2 separate regions of the Homo sapiens genome follow, and region 2 is linked to region 1. Evidence: read pairs that join two places in POLR2A ChIA-PET (ENCODE). Cell type or tissue: Caco-2. All regions are shown on one strand. Links, peaks and the distances in the headings refer to the core of each region. The heading gives the core; the rest is flanking DNA.

Region 1 (7,560 bases), core at 1,737-6,736:
TGGCTAATTGTTCAATTTTTTTCTTTTTTGATGAGGTCTCCCTTTGTTGCCCAGGCTGGTCTCAGATTCCTGGGCTCAAGTGATCCTCCTTCTTTATCCTCCCAAAGTGCTAGGATTACAGGTGTGCTGGGATTACACACATGGTCGGAGTACAGGTGTGTGCCACCACACCTGGCCTAGTAATGATGCTTTTGAAAATCTGTTTGGTTCTCTTTTCCCCAGGTTTCATGTTGAATAGTTGAGCTCTTTCTTTAGCAGTGTTTAATCTGCCCTTCAATGTAATTCCCTTCAGTGTAAACTTTACCTCACACATTATGGTTTTCATCTTCAGAAATTCAATTTGGGTAATTTTCAGATTTTCCATGACTCTCCACTTAACTTCTAGAACATATGGAATACAATTACAGTAAGTTTGTTTGTTTGTTTTTGAGATGGAATTTCGCTCTTGTTGCCCAGGCTGGAGTGCAGTGGCACGATCTCAGCTCACTGCAACCTCCGCCTCCCAGGTTCAAGTGATTCTCCTGCCTCAGCCTCCCGAGTAGCTGGGATTACAGGCATGTGCCACCACACCCGGCTAATTTTGTAATTTTAGTAGAGACAGGACACAGGGTTTCTCCATGTTGGTCAGGCTGGTCTCAAACTCCTTACCTCAGGTGATCCTCCCGCCTCGGCCTCCCAAAGTGCTGGGATTACAGGTGTGAGCCACCACGCCCAGCCTACAGTGTTTTAATGTGCTTCTCTTCAACACTAACGTGCGTGTCAGTACTCAGTCGGTTTTCATTGATTATTCTCTTCATTATATACACATCATAGTTTCCTCCCACTCTGCATGCCTGTGCTATGGGCTGAATAATGTCCCCTCAAAATTTGTATGTTGAAGTCTTAACCCCTAGCACTTCAGAATATGACTGTATTTAGAGAGAGGGTCTTAAGGAGGTAATTATGCTAAAATGAGGTCATCAGGGTGGACCCTAATCCACTATGACTCAGCTTTGTAAGAAGAAATGCAGAAAGAGCCACACACAGAGGTTAGACCATATGAAGACACATGGAGAAGGTGGTCATCTACAGGCAAAGCAGAGGGGCCTCATGAGAAACCAGCCCTGCTGACACCTCCATCTTGGACTTCTGGCCTCTGGAATCGAGAGAAAATAAACTTCTGCCATTTAAGTCACCTGGTCTGTGTTACTTTGTTATGGTAGCCCTCACAAACCCATACACCTGGAATTTCCCACTACTGAAGCATGCTGTTCCTGAATGTTCTACCAGTAAATTATAATCTTGCTCTAAGTAGCAGGGACTGTATCTTCTGATCTTTTCAGACAGTTCTTTCCCCAGCCACAGAGAGTTTCCTCACACACGTGTGCTGATCAAGGGGACCCTCTGCAGACCCCAGGGTCTCTCTCTGTGTTGCTCTCTCCTCTCTGGTACTCTGTCCTATAAACTCTAGCCACATTGGTCTCTCCAGATTCTCAGCTCCACACCCACAACCCTGGGAGTCCACGTGGCTCCCCTCCCTGTGCCATGGCGTGGAAGCTCTCTCAAGGAGATCAGCTAGGGTACTGTAGGGCTCACTTCCTTTGTCTGTCACTTCTCCGAGTTTACTGTCCTTTGTTGCTTGGTGCCCAGTGTTTTAAAAATTGTTTCGTGTATGTTGTCGTTTTTGTTGTGGCTGCTATTTGGGTTATTTCCGGGTAAATTCAGCCACCTTGGTCAGTAGTGGAAGTTCTATGTTTCTTTTAAAATATGTCTATAATTAGCTGGGTGCAGTGGCTCACACCTGTAATCCCAGCACTTTGGGAGGCCAAGGCAGGTGGATCACGAGGTCAGGAGATCGAGACCATCCTGGCTAACACGGTGAAACCCCGTCTCTACTAAAAATACAAAAATATTAGCTGGGCGTGGTGGTGGGCGCCTGTAGTCCCAGCCACTTGGGAGGCTGAGGCAGGAGAATGGCATGAGCTGGGAGGCGGAGATTGTAGTGAGCCCAGATCGCACCACTGCACTCCAGCCTGGGCGACAGAGTGAGACTCTGTCTCAAAAAATAATAATAATAATAATAATGTCTACAATTAGTTTTCATCAACTCCTTCATTAATGTAACCATCAAAATTGTTGAGGAAAAGTGTTTTATCATTTAATTCCATGGTATTCTCTTAGAAGGAACAAGAGAGTAACGCCAAATCTCATTCCCCAAGACTAACAGATTAAATTCTTCTTAGCTTTTAGGCGGAAATCTTAACAACAATCTCCATAATCATATTCAAAAGCAGTCAGTGTTGAGAGCAATTTCACTCTACTGAATTGAAAACTTTAAGGCCTTAATAAAACACACAAGAGCAGTCCATAAATGTCTCTTTGTTCCCAAAGAAGAAAACAAAAAATCATGAGGATTCAGTCGGCAGAACTGAACAACTGGGTATCCTACTGTGAGAAGGCCTTATTTTCCTGGCAGAAACAAAAATATTTCACCACTGTGGTACGGCATGTTTTCAGGTGCTTTACACACAGCCACATAACCTTACCTTGCTTTATTTTTCTTTATAGCACTTTATCACCCTTTGAAATTTTACTGTATACTTATGTGCTATCTTTGTTGCCGTGTTTCTCCTTCATGAGAACAGAAGTCCCACAAGGACTGGGATTTGTCCCACTCTTGTGCAGCATTTTATCCACTCTAGCCTTCAGTGAAGGCTAGGTCAACGAAAAAGACATACTTGCTAAATGGATGGAAGAACACAGGAGCAATACTCTCAACACAGGCCACACTGTTCACAGCAATTATCCAGAGGGAGTTTCACTTTCTCTGTTTTAAATTTTTATTAAGAACTCTTTATTACTTTGGAATCAGAAAAAAAAATCAAACTGTTTGAGAGAGGAACAGAGTGAGAGAGAGAGGGCCCCTCAGAGGCCGCCCTTCACCACAGCTATGACATCTCCCAGGCGACCTCATACCTGGAGATGCTTCCCTGGGCCCTGGCAGAATCTCCTTCAGCTTTTTCCTGAGGCTCTGGGGCTGCACTGGCAGCCTCCCAGCTGGCCTGTACTGGCCTAACAGTCCCTTCCTCCTGGAACCCTAAGCCAGATATTGAATGTCCTAGAATGGCAGTCTTTTTTGCTTGCCTTCTTGTAGGTTATGCCATGATGTGCCTTGTCAAGGTGTCCTGTGTCCCCAAACTGAGAATTTTTCTCATGTCTTTAGATGGCTCTATTGGCCAGCAATGCATTTTGCATTACATCCTGTCAAGCAAGAGGCTAAGAGACCTATTCTTAGTCAGTTTTTTGTTTCTATAATTAAATAACTGAGGTCAGTAATTTATAAAGAAGGAAATTTATTTCTTAGCATTCTGGAGGCTGGGAAGTCCAAGGTCAAGGGGCCATATCTGGTGAGGACCTTCTTGCTGGTGGGGACTCCGAAGAGTCCCAAGGTGGCTCAGGGCATCACATGGTAATGGGGATCAGAGGAGATGGCCACACTGCCTTTTACAACAGTGATAACTCTCATGATAACTAACCCAAACCCTCAATAAACCATTAATCTATGAATGGATTCATCCACTCATGAGAGCAAAGCCCTCATGACCCAATCACCTCCCAAAGGTCCCACCTCTAGTTTTTTTGTTTGTTTGTTTTGAGATGGAATCTTGCTCTGTCACCCAGGCTGGAGTACAGTGGCGTGATCTCGGCTCACTGCAACTTCTGCCTTCCAGGTTCAAGCGATTCTCCTGCCTCAGCCTCCCAAGTAGCTGGGATTACAGGCGTGTGCCACCACACCCAGCTAATTTTTGTATTTTTAGGATAGACGGGGTTTCACCATGTTGGCCAGGATGGTCTTGATCTCTTGATCTCGTGTTCCGCCCACCTCAGCCTCCCAAAGTGCTGGGATGACAGGCGTGGGCCACCGCGTCCGGCCAGGTCCCACTTCTTATATGTAGTTAGTACTACATTGAGGACCAAGATTCCAATACTTTCCAACACATGAAATTTTCGGGGACACATTTAAACCATTAAACCATCAAGCCATAGCAGATACCCTGAAGATAAATCAGTACATAAAAATGTCAGAGCAACACAGGAGTCTTTAAGAAAGGATAAATGTGAATGAAGGTAGACTAACCTTCTCCAGCCATCCCTGTATTTTCTCTTTGCCAAAGGCATCATCAAAGCCTGAGTATGCAAGAGCTGATGGTTGCCAAGCATAAAACATGACAGACAACTAGCTCCCTGAGGACAGGTACTATCTCCTTGTATCCCCAGGGCCTGGCACAACATCTGGCAAACAGCAGGAATACAGTAGCTACTGAATAAAATGACCTATGGGCACTTGGCATTGACAGGGCCACTTTCAGGTAGGAGCAATGTGGTTATCCAGGACCAGGAGTGGCAAAGGTCAAGGATGAAGGGGTAGGGCATATATGATGTACACATTATGAGGAGAAAAAAATAGTTGAAAGTTAAAAGCCATATCTATTCTAGTGATCTGAACTACCACATCAAAATGACCGGCATTGACCCTGAACATTCTTACCTTCCCATTACGAACAGTTCAGTCAATATACCCCAAGCTTTGTTTGAAGACTCCACCAGCCTGATAAGAACTGAAGATAATTTGAACTTTTTTTTTTTTTTTTTTTTACCATGAAGCTCAGGACAACTTCAGGCTTCAAGAACAAACCCTAAGTTTCAGCACCCCTGAGGTATGCGTGTATTCCCTCACTGACAGCCGTGTCCACGTTCACCTTTACAAACCCAAAAGTCCTGGCTTTCTCAGCCTTTCCCACACCAACACCCATCTGCCCTCTGCTCTCATTATGTCAGGACATTTTCTTATCCGCTAAACTTATCACAAGTGAATGAGGCAACTCAGCCCACAACTACCATATGAAGATTAATTCTATTTAACAATGAAGACACTTAGCAATCTGTGTACCAGCAAGCCCTGGGGGCCGAGAGTTCTGCCTGGTCCCACCTGATCACTCTGTCATGACCTCAGTTCATGTGAACCTTTCGCCCACCTTCGTCTCAAACCCAGCCCTGAGACCCTCCATGCTGGGATGTGTGCAGGGACCCCGTGCAGGCTTCCCAGAGCAGGGGAGCACTCAACTATGCAGAACATGTCAACTCCACAGATACACAGCAGGTCGTGACTGAAATGACTTCCCAAGGGAACTGTCCTTGTCATCCTTTTTAAAAACATTAAATGTCAGAAAGACGATATGAGAGCTCAGACTGCGCCCACGTGGGGAACTGAGAGAGAGAGGCCCAGTACCTCCTTTTCCCTCTGCCCTCCTAGCAGATGGCCTTGCTGCTTATTTCCTAAGGACAGCACAAGCACTCAGAAGAGAACTGGCAGATTCCTTCACCCACAAATAGATCAACTTACCCATGTCTTTCCCCACAGCCTTGGCCTTCCTTCCTATCTGAGGGGAACTCCTCTGCTCAGCCTCAGAACACTGGGTCCCATCCCTTCTCACAGGCCCAGAGACATCACTGCACCTACTCTGTCCCATGCCGTCCATCTTCTCCTCTCCCCTGGATTATTCCCATGCACACTCCAGACTGCTCTAATATTGCACAATTATGATATCATAATTATCAATATAATAGGCTGCTTGAAGTTATCCTATAGCATAGTGATGCTTTTATTTATTTATATATTTTTTTGAGACAGGGTGTCACTCTGTTGCCCAGACCAGAGTGCAGTGGCTTGATCATGGCTCACACAGTCTTGACCTCCCGGGCTCAAGCAATCATGCACGCCATGCCTGGCTAATTCTTTTTTTTTTTGGTCTAGATGAGGTCTCCCTTCATTGCCCAGGCTGGTCTCAGATTCCTGGGCTCAAGTGATCCTCCTTCTTTATCCTCCCAAAGTGCTAGGATTACAGGTATGCTGGGATTACAGGCATGGCAGGAGTACAGGTGTGTGCCACCGCACCTGGCCTTGTAACGATGCTTTTGAAAATTTGTTTGGTTCTCTTTTCCCCAGGTTTCACATTGAATAGTTGAGCCCTTTCTTTAGCAGTGTTTAATCTGCCCTTCAGTGTAATTCCCTTCAGTGTAACCTTTATCTCACACATTGTGGTTTTCATCTTTAGAAATTCCATTTCAGTAATTTTCAGGTTTTCCATAACTCCACTTAACTTCTGGAACACATGGAATACAATTACCATTGAGTGGTTTCTTTTGTTGTTTTTTTGAGATGGAGTTTCGCTCTTGTTGCCCAGGCTGGAATGCAATGGCGCGATTTTGGCTAATATATCACATAACTATCATAATATCATAATTATCAATATAGTGGGCTGCCTGAAGTTGTCCTATGGCATAGTGATGCTTTTATTATTTATTTATTTTTTGATATCTAATATCACTGCTAAGAAAACTCACCCCCTCCAGCCATCCCTCCCTGTCTTTCCCCCTTTACTGCACAGCTCCCTGGAAAAGCTACCTGCATTTCCTCTCTCCACTTCTTCCTTGAGCCCTCACCATTAGGCTTTTGCTCCCACCACTGCAGTAAGCCACTCCTGTCAATACTGATCTCGTGTCACCAAATCCAATTGCAGATCAGGCTTTCTTCTGCAACAGGCCTTCTTTAGGTGGCTGCCTTGACACCTTTTCCCAGCAATCCTTCTAACTCATTGCCCAGGTCCTGACTCCTCTGTCCTGACTTGTCTGCTGGGAGAGTCTGCTGCAAGGGTCTAGGTACCACCTGTCACAGCCATGGTCAGGTACAGGCCCTAACCTCCCCCTTGAACTCTATCCCCTATCCACCTGGATGTTTAACAGGCACCTCAATATGTCCAAAACCAAACATTACTTCTCCTGCCCCAAAGCACTTGCTCTTTCCACATCTGTCCCCATCTCAGTATCTGGCAACTCCATTCTTCCTGTTGCTCAGAAAGTAGTTTGTGAATCCAGAATCACATGCCTCTTCTTATCTCCACAGCTGCTGTCCCGGCCTGAGCCCCTGTCATCTCTTGCCTGGATGACCCTGGCAGCCCCTAGCCGGTCTCCCTGCTTGCCCACCGCAGTCTGTGCTTGTCACACAGTCAGAGTGACATGATGACACACACCATGCCATTTCTCTAGCAGCCAGTGGCATCCATTCACATGTCTCCTTGTCAGAAACATCCCCTGTACACCCAGACTGTGCACACACAGCCACAGGGCCTCATCTGCGGCTATTCCCTCACTGGCACCATTTTCCTCCTTAGTGCCCTAAGCACATGACATCATGTGTTTCTTCATGTTTTATCTGCCTCCCCTACCAGAATGTAAAGGCCAGGAGAACTGCAACGGCCTCAGCATTCACAGGTGTTACTGGGCGTAACAGGTACTCAAACTGTTAAATGAGTGGCTGGAAAAAAGTGTTAAATAAGCAAATAGTATTGCTACAAATGCTCTAATACCAACAGACACATTAACTGATCAGGATGGACCCTATATGCACGACTGGCTGAGAAGCCAGACTCTTAATTGTTTGGGGCAGAAAAGGGTAGAAGAAAATCCTTCTAGACATGAGCTAACAGATCTTTCTCAGTACCCTCTTTTTTTTTTTTTTTC
Region 2 (7,560 bases), core at 1,604-6,603, 1.5 Mb before region 1:
CTTCGCTCCTCCCATGCCTCCTCCTCATCCTCCTCCCCACTCCTGTCCTGACCGCAACCTCCCCACAGCCCTGCCCCTCTTCCTCAGTGCTCTAAAGCTTGGCTCACTCTGGATTCCAGAGAGGTGACACCGCTCCCTGGGCTGTGAAACCTGGTGACCACCTATGTCCACAGGAAAGGGAGAAATACAGGGCTTGGCCTTCTAAAGTCTTCAGATGTCAGGGGCATCCAGGAGCACGTGGTCATGGTCTGGGAATTCCTGGGGCAGGGAGCTGTTTCAGAAGCTCCGGGATGACCTTGTCCATGCCCTCTTCTGGGGAACTTCTTTGCCAAACATAAAGTAATTAACCTTTGGGTAAAGTTCACTGGGTTCTCGTTTCATAACTCCTCATTATTCAATAAACAAACCTGTCACCAGCTTCCCCCTGCACCAAGCAGTCTGGGCAATAGAGCCGTAGACATGAACTTGCAGAGCTGCCATCCAACAGAGATGTGACAGAAACCCAGGAGCAATTTAAAACACATTTGAAAAAGTTAAAAGATACAGCTGAAAGTAATTTTGGTATTTCTACTTTAACCTAATATATCCAAAATACTTCAACACTTCAGGACTATTCTTAAGGAGCTAGTTTACATTCTTTTGTGTGAGTGTAATGTCTTGAAGTTCCCTGTGTATTTTTTACAGTTAGACCAAGCGTCACTGTGGACTAGCCCCATTTCAAGTGCCCTGTGGCCACGAGTGGCTGCTGGTGGCTGTGGTACTGCATAGCCCAGCCATTAGGGTGTGTGGGAGGATGCAGAGTGGTGATCAACAATTTAGATCAGGGAATTATAGTCGCTCAGTTAGAGAGAGGGTGGGTGCTACTGGACCCTGGTCAGGGAAGTCTCTAAGAGACCGGAAAGGTTGAGAAGCCCCAGGCAGCAGGGAATAGTCAGTGCAAAGGCCCTGAGGCAAGGCTGGGCATGCCTGCTCCAGGAAGAGGAAGCTCCTGGAGGGGGTGTGAGCAGGGAAGGGAACGACCTGGAGTCTCACGGTAACTGTGGGTGTGTCCAGGTGGAAGGCGCAGGGAGACCCCTGGCAGGTGGTGGGGGTGTCAGGAGAAGGAGCAGCAGCCACAGGATGAATGTGGGAGCCCAAGAGCCTCTCTTGCTCCTCCCCTCTGGGAGACGTGCTGCCAGCACTGGTCCTCTGTACACTGCTTGGAAAACTCATGTAATATTTTAAAAATTACATTGAATGAGGTAGAATTTACACACAATAAAATGCCTAATTGTATGTGCCCAATCTGGGGGATTTCATAAATGCATACACTTGTGTTACCACTTTGTCCACACCTGTGATATCTGCCTCACCCCAGATGGTTTCCTCCTGCCTCTGAAGCCCACCCTCATGCCCACCCGACCCTGGCAGCCCACATCTGGTCCTGTGGACTCCTTTGTTGCCTGTCCTTGAGCTTCCCAGGAATGGAATCCTGCAGAGAGAGCCCAGGTGTGTCTTCGTCCTTTGCTCAGCGTGGCTTCATTGCCAGGATTGAGAGTTCTCCTTCTCCACAGACTGAGAGGATGTGGTCAGTTGGGTGCCCTGTGGGCTGACAAAGCCCCCAGCTCGGGATGCTGTGGGCCTGGACTGGAATGTGACTTCAGGAGTAGGGAGGGTGGAAGGAGGCTCTGAACAGACAGCTGCTCCCTTTGTTCTCTCAACCCCCCCTCCATGCCTGAAGGTGATCCTGCGGCAAATGCCCTTATGGCGAGGTGGCAGGCTTGGCCAGAAACACCAGGAAACCCTGGGCCTTAGCAGGACACCCAGAGGACTCTCCTGGGAGTGGTGGAGGTGAGGGTCGGCCAGGATCAGCCCAGACCTGCTATAATCCTGGGGCTCCGCCATGGCTGGGGCTGCATCAGCAGGAACCCGACAGCGGGAACAATATTACTCATGGGTGCTCATGTTCAGTATGAGGACAGGGGACCTTTTTACCCAAGGCCCAGTGACCATTGCACCCCACTGTGAATCCAGCACCCCTAGAAAAGCCATGCACTCCAGCAGATACAGCAGGTGGCCCAGGGATAGTGTTTACTGCTGGGTGAGGGAGGGAAGGTCTTCAAGCAGGGCTGCACGTGATGCCTCCTAGTTAGACAGGAAATTGGGGGAGATTCCCAGAGAAGGGAAAGAGAGGGCAGTCCCTGGCCAGGTGCTTGTGGGCAGAATGGTCATCTCCCAAGTGTGGGAGTTGGGTCTCCTCTGTGGCTCCCACCTTCCCTGGCCGCTAGGTCTCAACTCTCAGGAGGATGTGTTGTGCAGAGGGTAAGCTGAAATACATACAAATCTCTCCTATCTTTTATCATTAGGAAGGAGATGCAGGTCATCCACATAACAGGCATATGGTGGTGGGTGGAGTATGGGGTGGGAGCTGGAGTGCTGGCCTATTTCCCTGTATGTGATGCCACCGCCAGTGGTCATCCTCTGTCAGGACACTGGAATGAGCTATAGGGAGGGTCAACAGGCCTGATACAGTGGCCACTCTAATCTTTGTAGTCAGACCCCCATGTAGGGCACTCTCAGGAACTACAAGAGATGCATCCAGTATGGGTGATGGTAAGTGGAAGGTTAGGGTAGATGGACAGCTGCTCCAGCTGCTGGGTGACCTTGGGAAAATGTTTTGCCTTCTCTATGTGTCATGCATATGGAAAGGTGAGCTGCTTTGTAAATGGTGGTGTCTGGTGGTTCAAAACCAGCAAGATAAGTTTGATTCTGCAGTGACATTTAAGTGTGGTTAAAATTTACAATAGCCCAGTGTTATGGCATGCCTGTACACCTACTCTTGAGGCTGAGGCAGGAGGATCTCTTGAACCCAGGTGTTCCAGACCACACTGTGCAACACAGTGAGATCCCATCTCAAAAAAAGATGGAGACTTAGTTCCTATAGCTTACAGCTCCAATGACAGGCTGGCAGGGACCCAGAGATAAACAATGGACTCAGGACCAAGCCTGGGGCCTCCAGCACCTTCGTAATCTGGAGGAGTCCAGTTGCCCAGGAGGGGGCATGTTTCCTTTCTGCCAGTGGATGAAAGAGAAAGCCGTGTTCTCCCAGGTTGCGTGTGTAACTTGATCCCATGATTGAATTAGTAGAGTGAGAAATTAGGTGAGTGACAGAAGTTCTCTATAATAAATAAGCAGTAAAGGGAAACACTAAACAATATTATAACCAATAAATACCTAAGGGCATAAACATCACCTAAAGTGCAAGTGGTTAGATCAAGTTGGCCAAGAGTTGAGATTCTGCACATCCGGGTTTTGAGCAATTAACATTCAGTGTCTGTGATAGGAGATGGGACTGAGCAGCCACGGGATTTGTTGGCTTCTCAAAGGGGAAGCCCAGAATCCTCCTTTATGGAGTGCTGCGAGTTCTCTGGGGTCAAGCTTGTCCCTTATGCACACCCTTCCTCCTTCCCCCTCCCTGCTCCCAACTGTGGGGGACCTGAGATACTCCTGGACCATTGGCCACCATTGGTAAGCATCTGGGCTCTGATGGGGATGAGGCCACATTATTATGAACTCTGGTACTTGCTGTGAAGCATGCCCAAAGCCCCTACAGGAAAAGGGCGTACAGAGCCCAGGATCTGAGGTCTGAGAGTTTGGCCCTTTATGGAGGGAAAGAGAATCCTTGGGAAGTTTCCTGCTCAGGGATCAATGTGTAAACAGCACTTAGGATTTTAGATTGCAAGGTTACTATTTATTTTCTCAAGGAGTACATTCTTCCTAGCAGAGCCATGGCTAGAGAACCACAGCCGAGTGGAGAGGACAGGGAGAGTTCCTTGGGAACTCGGGTTGCTTGCTGATGCACCCAGGGACTTCCCCCAACTCCCTGGTCCCAGCCTGCAGGGGCCTGGCCCAGGAGAATACAGATGGCTCTGAGGGGAGAGCAATCCCCTTGGCATCTCTGTGTGGTGAGAGTTTCCTTTCTAATCCCCATTCAGGTCACTGCTGGGACTTCCCTGTCACTGTTTGTCTAACCTTAAATATCAATTCCTTTAGCAGACTGCAGTGGCTGTGGAGAGTGGTTCCTGTTCCTGCCTGGAATCCTGTTACACTCAATCAGTGGGTGCTGGAGCTGGAGCCAGAGGCCATCAGGACAGCCTGCCTGCTCTTGTGGCCCTGCCTGCCCTCTCCTCCTGTCACAGAGGAGCTGGATCCAGTGAAAAGACTCTCTAACGAAACTTTAAGGCTCCTCTGAGCCTTCTTCACTAGGCCTCAACCTTGGTCTCCAGCTCCTACCTGCCAGGTCTGCATTGCTCAGTTTTAGGAAAGAATCCTGCTTCCTTTTAGGGAGAATCCTGCTGTCCTTGGGGTCTGATCACCCTTGACATCTGATCAAGTTCCTCATCCCTCAGCTTTGATGTCTAAGGCTGTGTCCTGCCTTTAGCAAGAATCCTGTTTGGTCAGTTCAGCCAGAAACCCCTACCTTTGATGTCTCTGCTTAGTAATTTTTTCTTCACTAACCTCCACACCCTGCTCCTTGGCTATAAATCCCCACTTACTCTTTTTATATTTGGACTTGAGCTCACTCTGTCTTATTGTGAGAGTGTTGACCCCATTGCAATTGTCTTGAGTTATCTCAACTAAGGCCAGGCTTCCAGCAGTGAAGCTCCTCATCCCCCTGTCCATGACGTCATCACTGGACTTCCTGCAGGCACCACCAGTTCAGCATGTCTATTGCTACAATCATCATTTTGCCCACAGACCTGCCCCTCATGGAGAGCATGAAATGTAGGTTGGATTCGGAAGGAAAGGGCTGCGCTCCACGAGTTGCATGGCAGTTGTAGACACCAGCAGAAACCATGCAGTCTACGGAGGAGGAGATTTCTCCCTCTCTGGACCTCACATGGGATGGACTGTGGGTCTCTGCTGGGAGGGATGTTCAGAGCATCCTGTACACATCAGTTACCTACTGCTGCATCAGAAGCCACCCCGAATCTTCCTGGCTGAAAGCAACATGATGTGTGGATTCTTATGACTCTGGAGCTGTCCGCGGCTCTTCTGCTGGTCTTGTTAGGTTCAGTTGGGGGCTGCATTCAGGTGGGGTAGGCTGGAAATGTGCTCAGCGGGGATGGTGAGCATCTCTTTCCAGGCAGTCTTTCACTCTCAAGAAGGTGAGAGGATACTTTTACATGAAGTTGCTGTCCATGATCACATTTCAGGAGCCCACCTCCCAGGAGTGGCCTGGCCCCAGCCATTGCAGCGTATCTATACCAGTCCACTATAAAGTTGCTATTTTTCACTTTATCATTAACAAATATTGCATAAAGCAATGCTTTGAAATACGATTATATCCTACTTCTTATCAAATTTTCACTTTCTAGCTTTAGCATACAATGATAATTGTTGCTTGAATCAATTGTTATTATGACTGTTGTGAAAAGGTTGTTTCTAATTTCATTATTTGTTCTACATTTATTAATGGCATTCATTCTACTATAAGGAAAATCTCTATTTTCTTCTATCTGCTTATCTGTCTACCTACCTACCTATTTGCCATTTATCTTTCCATAGATCTATCTGACTCATGGTTTCTTATTTTATTCAATGAGTTACACTCTGTTAGCACTATTTATTCCAATGTGAAAATTATCTCAGAGTTGGCTATTGGGGACCCCTTCAGCTGCTTCCTGCATTCTTATGAGATGTTTTCATCATTATTTGAGTCTATTTTTACTTTCTGATGTAACAAGAAGTTGCAGATTTATCTTTCACTTTTCTGAGCCAACCTTAGAATCAGTGGCTAGAATCTGCGGTGAATTTAGAAAGCAAGGCCCAAGTGCAACCTGTGCTCATTGCTCCTGGATGGCCATGAGTCCTCGGTCTGTGCTTCTCAACCTGTGGCAGGAGGCACCAAATATGCTTCCCAGAGCACACTTGGTAGTGTCTGGGGACATTTTTGGTTGTCACTACTCGGGAGGAGGTGCTGCTGTCATTTTGGGGATAGAGGTCTTGGATGCTGATAAACATCAGGCAATTTCACAGCACAGCTCCCAAAGATAGAGTGATTAGGCCCAAAATGTCCACAGTGGGGAGGGTGAGGAGCCTTGTTCCAGGCCTCCTCAGTGGGACAGAGCTACGAAATCCACACCTGAACATACTCACATGTTGATATTTATTTCTACATTATCTGTCTATACGTTATAAACCATAAGTTAATATTGACCTCATTTCCAACCCTGTGAGATTCATTCTGGTTCTTCCCTTTCCAAAGCTGTGGCTGCTTTCTTTGACAGTTAAAAACTTGGATCCCATCAATTGCCATCATCATGCAGTCAGCCTCTGTATCCTTGAGTTCCACCTTTTTGGATTCAACCAAGTTCAGATAAAAAATATTTTTTAACAAATGCATCTGCACTGAACATGGACAGACTTTTATCTTGCCATTGTTCCCTAAGCTATACAGCATAACAAGTATGCACATAGCATTTACATTGTCTGAGGAATTATGAGTAACCTAGAGATGATTTACAGTATACAGGAGGATGTGCATGGGTTATATGCATGTTACACCATTTTATATGAGGGACTTCAGTATCCATGGATTTTGGTATAAGAGGGAGGTCCTGGAACCAATCCCTCATGGATACCAATGGATGGCTATATTTACTTAACTTCCTCAATACTAGAATTTACAGAAAGTGAAACAATATTACAGATGAATGTTTCTTAATTTATTTCCACAGGACACTCTTTCTGAAGGTAGCTGATAGGTGTTAGCCATTCCCCTCAAAAATCAAAGTGTAGGAATTTCAGAATAATTGATTAAAGTTTGAAGATAAAAAATCAGGTGGCTTACTGCAGGCATTTTATGAGTTTTAATGAATATTATAATGTGCATTGATAGTTCCAAAAGGAGGCTTTGGTATACAAAATAATTTCAATGTTTGTTGAAGGAATTTTTAAAAATGTAGTTAGGAGCGCACATTAACTTTTACAGCTGCATTTGTGCTGCGTGCAGCAGTTTGCAAAATGCAGTTTTAGATCTGTTTCAGTCTGCATCTAGCTCTTCCAGATTTTGCCATGAACATAGTTTTGTGCTTTTAAGGAAATTCAATGCAGGAAAATACTTATTCAGCAGGTTTCCTTCATAGTAATCCACCTTTGTACAAGACCATGTGTGTGTGACTGCATGTATGTGTGTGATTGGGTGTGTGATTCTATGTGTGTGTGTGAGAGACTCTGTGTATGTGTGTTATTCTCTCTGTGTGTGAAACTGTGTGTATTTGTGTGTGACTGTGTGTATGCATGTACTTGGACAAATGGCCAGGCATCAATCCCTCCTCAGGAGTCTGAAAGCTGTCCAGCTGCCCACTACTGGTCCCATGATGAGCCTGGCTTATCCCCATTCAGCAGCTCCTGCATCCCCCTAGAGCACCCCATTGCCCTTCTCTAGGGTCTCTGAGTTTGCCCTGCAGTATTTGTTATCATTGTCAGGAGCTCAGCAACACTGTAGATTCTTCCTAGGGTAGCAATGCACTGGAGATGGTCCCACTTTACCTCCTCTGCTGTCTACCTTTGATCACA

The links. ChIA-PET counts read pairs that join two places held together with the same protein. Peaks named below come from ENCODE experiments on the same cell type or tissue, not always from the same donor. Only the 100,000 strongest peaks of a DNase experiment are listed, where the experiment ranks them.
Region 2: POLR2A ChIA-PET joins it to region 1 with 6 read pairs; 1 of 35 experiments calls an interaction of 5 or more read pairs at or near these places.

The regions. Positions count from the first base shown.
Region 1 is chr20:25,374,083-25,381,642 of GRCh38, forward strand. The region is part of intron 1 of ABHD12 (abhydrolase domain containing 12, lysophospholipase); the gene reads right to left. Among named protein-coding and RNA genes, the nearest start is that of ABHD12, 13 kb to the right of the region's middle. In Caco-2, for the core only: no CTCF peak of the experiment used is centred there; a DNase peak (open chromatin) is centred at 4,479.
Region 2 is chr20:23,879,908-23,887,467 of GRCh38, forward strand. No RefSeq gene overlaps it. Among named protein-coding and RNA genes, the nearest start is that of CST5, 3.9 kb to the left of the region's middle. RefSeq lists an enhancer at 1-163. In Caco-2, for the core only: no CTCF peak of the experiment used is centred there; DNase peaks (open chromatin) are centred at 4,094, 4,364 and 4,680.